2 separate regions of the Homo sapiens genome follow, and region 1 is linked to region 2. A link is a contact called in ENCODE Hi-C or POLR2A ChIA-PET data. All regions are on one chromosome and are shown on one strand. The core of a region is the stretch at or near the end of the contact, and the rest is flanking DNA. Distances in the headings are between cores, read along the strand shown.

Region 1 (4,069 bases), core at 18-2,517, 78 kb before region 2:
CCACTGAATACCTGGGTCCCTGTATTACCCCAGCTTCACTTGTACCCTAAGCATCATACAGCCTCATTTTGGAGATTGTGGACAATACACTAAATCCTCAATGTTATCAATAGGTTCTTAGGAACTGTGACTTGAAGCAAAACAGCAGGTCCTTGAATAATGTCTCACATTCACCTTTCTTTCCTTATAATCTTGATAAGAAAAATAATTGGTTTTTATACTTTGTTTCACAGTCACATGGAATCCTATGCAGCCACAAAAAGGATGAGTTCATGTCCTTTGTAGGGACATGGATGAAGCTGGAAACCATCATTCTCAGCAAACTATCACAAGAACAGAAAACCAAACACCACATGTTCTCTTATAAGTGGGATCTGAACAATGAGAACACATGGACATAGGGAAGGGAACATCACACACCAGGGCCTGTTTGGGAGTGGAGAGGCTAGGGGAGGGTTAACATTAGGAGAAATACCTAATGTAGGTGACAGGTTGATGGGTGCAGCAAACCACCATGGCACGTGCATACCTATGTAACAAAACTGCACGTTCTACACATGTACCCTAGAACTTATAATAAAAAAAGAGAGAGAAAAAAAAAGAAACTATGGATGACATTAGGTGAGGACTTACTATGCTACTTGACACATAGTGGGTCTGTGATTAGTCAATATACCTGATATAGTTTGGCTGTGTTCTCACCCAAATCTCATCTTGAACTGTAGCTCCCATAATCCCCACATGTTGTGAGAGAGGCCCAGTGGGAGGTAATTGAAACACGGGGACAGGTTTTGCCCTTGCTGTTCTTGTGATAATGATTAAGTCTCAAGAGATCTGATGATTTTATAAAGGGCAGTTCCACTATGCATGTTCTCTTGCCTGCCACCATGTAAGACGTACATTTGCTCCTCCTTCACCTTCCACCATGATTGTCAGGCCTCCCCAGCCATGTGGAACTCTGAGTCGATTAAACTTATTTTTCCTTATAAATTACCCAGTCTCAGGTATTTCTTAATAGCAGTATGAAAATGGACTAATAACATACCCACAGCTATCATTAGGATGAACTGATAGAATGTGGTGACTCACTAGATGTGGTGGCAAAAGAAAAAGAAAAGCTAATCAGACTCTGAAATTTCCAACTTGGGTGTCAGTGAGAATGATGGGACTCCTAATAGAAATGTGGGGAGGAAAGAGGAGGACAATTTGGGGAGAGAAAATAAAGGCAGGCTCTGGCCATGCTGAGTTTGAGTTGCTGGCAGGGCTCACAGAAAGAGATGCCAACAGGCAATTTGAAATTTGAGCTGTAGCTGAGGTCTGGAAACAAAGAATGGGGTGGGGGTGGGGGAATTGAAGCTGTGGAAATAATGAGGTTTCTAAGGGAGAAAGCTGCAGACGCAGATATTGGAAGGATAATGAGGAGACAAGTCTGGCTGGAGCAAAGGTTTCTAAGGGTGCAAAAGGGAGGGAGCACTGGGAAGGGGTTGAGCCCAGTGTGGCAGAACTTCAAGAGCCCTGTGGAGGAGGAGCTGAGACCTCAGTCTTCAGGCAAAGGGGGCCATGGTGGCTTTGAATGGGGAGGGCAATGATGAAGATCCTACCTGTTGTGCCAGAGCATCCCTGATGGGGCCAGAGGGATGCTCTTCCTCTGCCAGACAAGCAGCTACCACTTACAGCCATTTCACTGCAGTCTTAATAAACACATGTGAAGTACAGCAAACAACCTCAATGAACACGCTGCCTCTAGGTGGTGGGTTATGGGATTATAGGATTTTTTAATACAAAAAGTTAGATGAAAGTGAATTTTTTTAAAAAAAGGTCTGAGTGTGTACTATAAACTTGGTACATCAAAGCACTTTCAGCCTGAATATTTTGGAGAGATTTTTAAGGAGACAATGAAACCAAAGAATTAGCCAGAGTGACTCCATGGAATGGAAAGTCACATCTTGAAGGAGGAGGCAAGACAGGTGACCCCTGCTCAGCCTTTCCATCCTTTAGTCAACCAATATGTATTGAGGGTTGCCCCCACTCTGCCACTTTCAGGGGCCGTCATTCATACCACATGGAGGGTCAAGGCAAGAAGTAAACAAACGTGTCAGGAGTTGTTGAGTGCTGGGGTGAAAAATAAAACTGGGTGAGGGATAAACAGAAGACACAGCCACCCCACCTCAGGGAAGTTCCCTCCAAGGTGATCTTAGAGCCCAGACAGAAGGCAGTGAGGGTGCCACACAGCTCTCAGGGATGGAATGTTCCAGGCCAAAAAGAAGCAGCAAACACAAAAGTCCTGAGGTGGGAGAGGGCATGACACGTTTGCGGAATGCCAGAAGAGGTCAAGGCTGGCATCAGGGTGAGGCAAGTGAAGGGCCTAGGGTGAAAATTTAAGGAAGCCTTCTTCTCAAGTTCCTGTAATTGCCCAGGCAGATGGCTTCCTTTCTTGCTTCACCTCAGTCCAAGCCCTGGTGGCAGTAACTGAGTCTGGGACGGGAAGAGTGGCAGCAGGGCTCAGCGGCCACAGGACTCAGACAACGGGAGCAGCAGAGAACACAAAGCCTCAGATGGCTCACTGCTCTGTCTCCCTAAGAAACTCAATATGAAGGTCCAAGAAATCCTATATGCCTGGAGAGTTATCCTAAGGGTGAGAGGAGAGTTTGGACCCACTTCTTAGTTGACTGAAGGATCTTCACTAAGAAGCAGGAAACGAGTTGTCTCCCAACATGACAAGGCTGTGCTACCTCAGGTACACATCCTTCCTACTCTGGACCCACATTTCCTTTGCTGTACCATGGAAGGATTGGATTCAATGAACCCAAGGTCCTCCCACCAGGAACCAGGTCCAAAATTTTATGATTCTATGAGCTCACAATAAACCTTTTTTTCTAAAGGAGCCTGGGGGTGCAGGGAAGGAAAAGAAAAGGAAGAGGCTCAAAGGCCTTCCCATCAAAAGCTCAAAGAAGACAAACGTTTTGTTCTTCCTCCCCATGTATTTCTAAGACACCCAGAGCTAGTTTCAAATAACCTGCTGGCCCAAACTTAGATTCTGGAATCAATCTCCCTTCATGGGAAGAAAGAGTTTCGCTAAGTTTGTGATGACCCAGGTGTCACCAACAGGCTCAAAATCTGCCATCCTGGCGAATGTTCGCATGCTGAGGCCTCCACTGACCAGAACCACAGTGGACGCCTGTGGAAGTGACCACTTCAAGAATCAGCTAATAAGTAGGAATGTTCTGTTTTGAACAAAGAGGTCCACTTGCAGCCAAGTTTTCCATTCATGAGCCTATCTGACACAGGTATAACTGCCCCTTTCCCTTTTTCCCTTAGGCTTTTCACAAGCTAGTTTCATTCCTTCTAGATTTCCAATAACTGCCCAGGGTTTAGAGTTTCTGAAGAGTTTCATATGTTGACATCCAACTTGACTTCTGCACCCAGGATCTGAGGCAAGAATTATTGTCATTCCCATTTTACAAATGAGGAAACTGAGGCTTTCAGAGAGAAAAGCTTGGAATAATCTCCCAAGTAGGCATCAGACTTGAAAAACTGACAGTGTGGCCCTGTAAAATCAGTGCTATAAAAGCTCGTGATAACTGGAAATTAATGGTGAAAAATGCCCCTGCTTTTGCACCAGTGAATCAATTCTCACTTCCATGCCTTATGAATATCCACCATCTACCCATCATGTCCCAGCTTTCCAGACAGCAGGGACACAGATGCCACACAATCCCTTCACCCTCCCTAACATCCTTGACCCTCTGTTCGGCTCTCAGCCATGCATTGATTCCTTCCTCCTTCCATTGCCCCTCAAAAAAGGTCCATGTGTATCAATTCTAGCCAAGAGAGCCCTAGAAGGATCACCGAGCCCTTAGTTCTGCCATCAGGCCAACTCCAGAGCAGGTTTGGGCTCCATTGGAGTGTGCTTCTATATCCTGCCATATGGAAAATTTTTGCAGAGCCTTAGAGAGGCCTCCGCCCTCTCTAATGGGTGGAGGGATGGAGACACTTAGATCCAGGACACCAGCGACTCTAACTTTCCATTATTGACTCACAGTGCCCTGCCCTAAAAGGCTATTGGGCC
Region 2 (4,113 bases), core at 819-3,318:
TAATATTGTCAAATTATTATCATTCTCTTTGCCATAAAAGCTAATCTTTTGTATTTTTAATTTGGATGTGGGATCTTGACAGGTGGGGTCATGCATAAATGAAATTGTATTTGAACATCCACACATGTTGCATACAGAACCTTGGACCCGTGCCCAGGCAATTCTTTCATGTGCTGCCATCCAAGAGGAGGTCTCATTTGAAAACTAACAACTGATATTCCTTCACCATCCAAGTGTAAACAGAACTCTGATCCAAGAACTTGCTATTGTGCATCTCTGGTGGGCATTAGCCCATGTTGAAAAATTCATCATGACTGGTGGTCACAGTGTTAGAAAAAAAATTATTATTTTTCTGTCCTCAAACCCTCAAAATAAGAGTAGGCATTCCATAAATGAAATCAATAAGTATGTGAAGCGCACTTTACAAATTTTTCTCTGATTCTCATAATGCCACCACAAAGTAGTTATTATTGTACCCATTTTACAGGTGAGAATGGTTGTAGGGTTGTCTTGAAGTAACTTTGGGCATCAATAGTGACAGAACCGAGAATGGGCTAGATGTTTATCATCACAACTCAGCAAATATTGTTTCAGTGTCAACCATGTAAAAAGTCACTTTAAGGCCAGGCGTGGTGGCTCACACCTGTAATCCCAGCACTTTGGGAGGCCAAAGCGGGCAGATCACTTGGGCCCAGGAGTTCCAGACCAGGCTGGGCAACATGGCAAAACCCCATCTCTACTAAAAATACAAAAATTAGCCAGGTATGGTGGTGCACCTGCAATCCCAGCTACTTGGGAGACTGAGGCACGAGCATTGCTTGAACCCAGGTGGTGGAGGCTGCAGTGAGCCGAGATTATGCCACTCCAGCCTGGGCAACAGAGGAGGACTCTGTATTCAAAAAAACAAAGTCTCTTTATTAAGATTGAAGATATGAGGATGAAACAAAACAAGTTTAGTCATTGCACTTGTGGAACTCACAGCTTGGAGGTGAAAACAGGTTCATCAGATTTACAATCACTTCTTTGTTGTGTAAGGGAGAGAGGTAACATAGTGCAAAAGGAGTTGACCTGGGTTGAGGTGGGGAAGAGAAGTAGGGTAGTCACAGCACAGCGGGAGTAAAATAGGGTCAGGGGAGTTTAGAGGGTAGAACTTTGCAGGCAGAGAGAGCAGAGAGGAGCAATTCAGGGCATAGGAGAGAGTAAAGGAGAAGCAGCAGGAGGGGTGGATCATGAGGGTGGGGAGCTGGGCAGAGCTGTCCAAGGGCTCCACCTCCATCCTGACACCTCCAAAGGGCCTCTTCAAGGTCTTCTCTGGGGACAGACATGCACAGATTAATGTGCCCCAACTTGCTTCTTACCCGCATTTATCCTCCTCACTGCAGCCTCAGTGGACATAATGCAATTCATTGCAAGGTGGTCCATGGTCCAAGTCAGGGATGTTGGTGCCCAGGTGTGGGCTGTGACGGTGGAGATGGGGAAGAGTGGATGAATTCAGGGATCCTGAGGAGGCAGCAGGACTCTGAAGCCACAGAAAAGCCCCAGCCTACTGCTGCCAGGGCACTGATGGGGGATGTTACGGAGATGAGGAATGAAGAGCAGGAGAAGGGCAAGGGGGAGTCCCAAGCCAGGGTGTCGGCCTGAATTACATTGTTTGCCAATGTGTACTTTTTTCTTTTCTTGTTCTTTCCTTTTATTTTTTCAATCATATGCATATGATACAAACTATTATCTTTTAAAAGTTTATACAGGATTGTAACCCTGTTTTATATATGGGAAAAGGCTGACTCCCTGTGGGTTTTCTGTATTTTCATATTGACATAATTCAAACAATGTGATGAATCAACTCTCTGTAATTTCTGAAGCTGGACTCAGAGAAGCTGAGTTTTATGGAAACTTTATTGAGCTGTGCCCTGGGGCTGGGTGGCAATCCTTGGGGAAAAGGGTATTTGGGGGTAGGATTTACACACTGTTCACTGTGTTCCGGAGCATTCTTCCCTCCAGAAATTAACATGAATGTTGTATGGCATATGAGGAAAACTTAGGGGTTAAGTGACTTGCTTATGGACACCCAGCTGGTAGGTGGTAGAATCTGCTAACTCCAAGTCCAGGGCTCCTTCCCTGAAGGTGTGCCCCTCCCAGGAACAGATGACACAAACCCGGCTCTGAGGAAGGAGGAGGCTTCTGGGGTATTTTTCCTGTCTCTCCAGCTTTTCCAGGCTGTTTATTTAACCTGAGTGGGTCTCTTCACTGCGCCTGAGCATCCCCTTTCCCAGGCACATTAAGGAGCAAGCAGGGGCTGCTCCCCTTGGAATCCATTTTCTCTTCTGATAAAGACCTTCCCAAGTTGGCAGACAGAGCATCAGGCTTCTAGCCCTGACTCCAGGGCCAGTGTTCTTCTCCCACTCCCCACAGCTTCAGTGAGATAATTCAACTGATGAACAAAGGAATCATGTGTTCAACCTAAGAGTCTCTTCCAAATCTAAGCAGATAAGAGGGAATATTCAAATCTTAGACTCTCAAAGGCAGCTAGGGGATTTGATCTTCCTTTTCTGGAATAGGTCGGCATTACTATCCATTTTACACATGAAGAAAAAGAGATTTGGGAAATGTGAGTAATTTGCCTGGGATATTTAGTAACATGGTCAGGATTTGAACCCAAGTTTCAGCTGTAAGAGTCCCCAGCACAGTCTTCAGCAATAGTAGGTGTTCAAGATGTTTGTTCCCTTGCATGCTTCCAACTCTCTGCTGATCCTGCCCCTTCTCTGGAAAGTAGACACCTATCGGCATTTTTCCAGAGTGAAAGCAGCTGTTCCCTGGGTACCTGTGCCTTTGTCTCAAAGTTGTGCCATAAGTATACCTCTAAGGAATTAACAAGCCCGCATATGGTATAGGGTAGATGGGAGGCTGCACTAAGGTGGCATAAAAGATTTTTAATAGAGCTTTACAGGAGTGAACCCTCTGGCCAGGCAGGGTAGGGAGTGAGGCAGAGGATTGGGGTGGAAAGATGAGCAGATCTGACAGGTGGACAGTCAGCTCTGATGGAGAAAGAGGAGCTAAGAAAAAGCCACAGCCTCCACGGGAGAGTGCTGAGCTCAGATCCTGGTGCTGGGACTCACCATGTGACCCAGGGCAAGTTCCTTCCCTCATGAAACTTACCTATGCATTAACGAATCTGCATGTAAGAAAATGTTCTAAAAGCAGACATGAGAAAGGGAAGAGGGAGGAGGAGAGGAAGAATGGATTGGTTCAATCAGTGCAGGTTCACAGTGAGGCCAGAAGATCATCCCCACTCCATACCTCCTCCCACCCTGTACCCTGTGAGCAGATAGCAAACAGGCATCCCCTTGCCCCCACACTGACCATGCACACTCAATAGTTGTGCATAGGCTGTTCTTGCTAACAGGAAAGGTTTTTGTTCTCTTCTCTGCCTGGAAAACTCATAATCCATTTTTCAGGTCTCAGGTCATGTCACCTCCTCCATGAAGTCTTCCTTGACTCCTCTCTCACCTCCACCCACCCTCAGACACTCATACCTTTGAGTTTTTACAGCATTGTATATACTCCAAGGACAGCATTTATTACCTTGTTATTATTGTAGTAGTACTATTACTAGTGGCATAAAGTACTATTTAAGGAACACTTTTTGGGGGGGGCCAGACATAGTGTTATGGTCTTTTTACAAATTATGTATCATTTAAATTTCATCACTATGCCATAAATTAGGTATTTTCTTCTCAACTTTAAAAGTAAGGAAACTAAGGCTCCAAGAGGTTGGTGGTTTTACTACTGTGTAACTCAAGCAAGGGACAATGCCTGTATTTAGGGCCAGGTCTGATTCCTTTATAATTCCCTACTGTTGTTCAGCCTGAACAAAGAAGTAATAATAGGTGATAAATGAAATGATGAATGAATGTCACCATGGAGTGAGGGAGGCTTAAATGTGAAGCATGGCTTTAAACAATCATTTTATTTTGCTGTGACCATCCCAGAACATCCTCACCTAGGTATAAAAGTAGACCTTAAGGATCATGTAAGTTAACCATAGGGAAAGATCTAGAGGAGCATGGGCTGACCTGGGGCACAGAGCTGCCTTTGGCACCTGTCCAGATGTAT

The links. Hi-C counts contacts between places; a loop is a spot of excess contacts on that map. ChIA-PET counts read pairs that join two places held with the same protein, here RNA polymerase II (POLR2A).
Region 1: a map of PC-3 shows a loop between it and region 2 (5-fold over the local background). The contact joins two enhancer-like sites. A Hi-C loop is called at or near these places in 1 of 168 maps with a recorded cell type or tissue (PC-3). POLR2A ChIA-PET finds 5 or more read pairs at or near these places in 2 of 52 experiments (activated CD4-positive, alpha-beta memory T cell and activated CD8-positive, alpha-beta memory T cell).

Annotation. Positions count from the first base shown.
Region 1 is chr1:55,582,367-55,586,435 of GRCh38, reverse strand. No RefSeq gene overlaps it. Among named protein-coding and RNA genes, the nearest start is that of MIR4422, 360 kb to the right of the region's middle. Within about 2 kb of position 1,267, at least 5 of the 41 ENCODE cell types and tissues checked have a DNase peak (open chromatin) inside an H3K27ac peak, as active enhancers do.
Region 2 is chr1:55,504,891-55,509,003 of GRCh38, reverse strand. No RefSeq gene overlaps it. Among named protein-coding and RNA genes, the nearest start is that of MIR4422, 280 kb to the right of the region's middle. RefSeq lists an enhancer at 662-831. Within about 2 kb of position 2,068, at least 6 of the 41 ENCODE cell types and tissues checked have a DNase peak (open chromatin) inside an H3K27ac peak, as active enhancers do.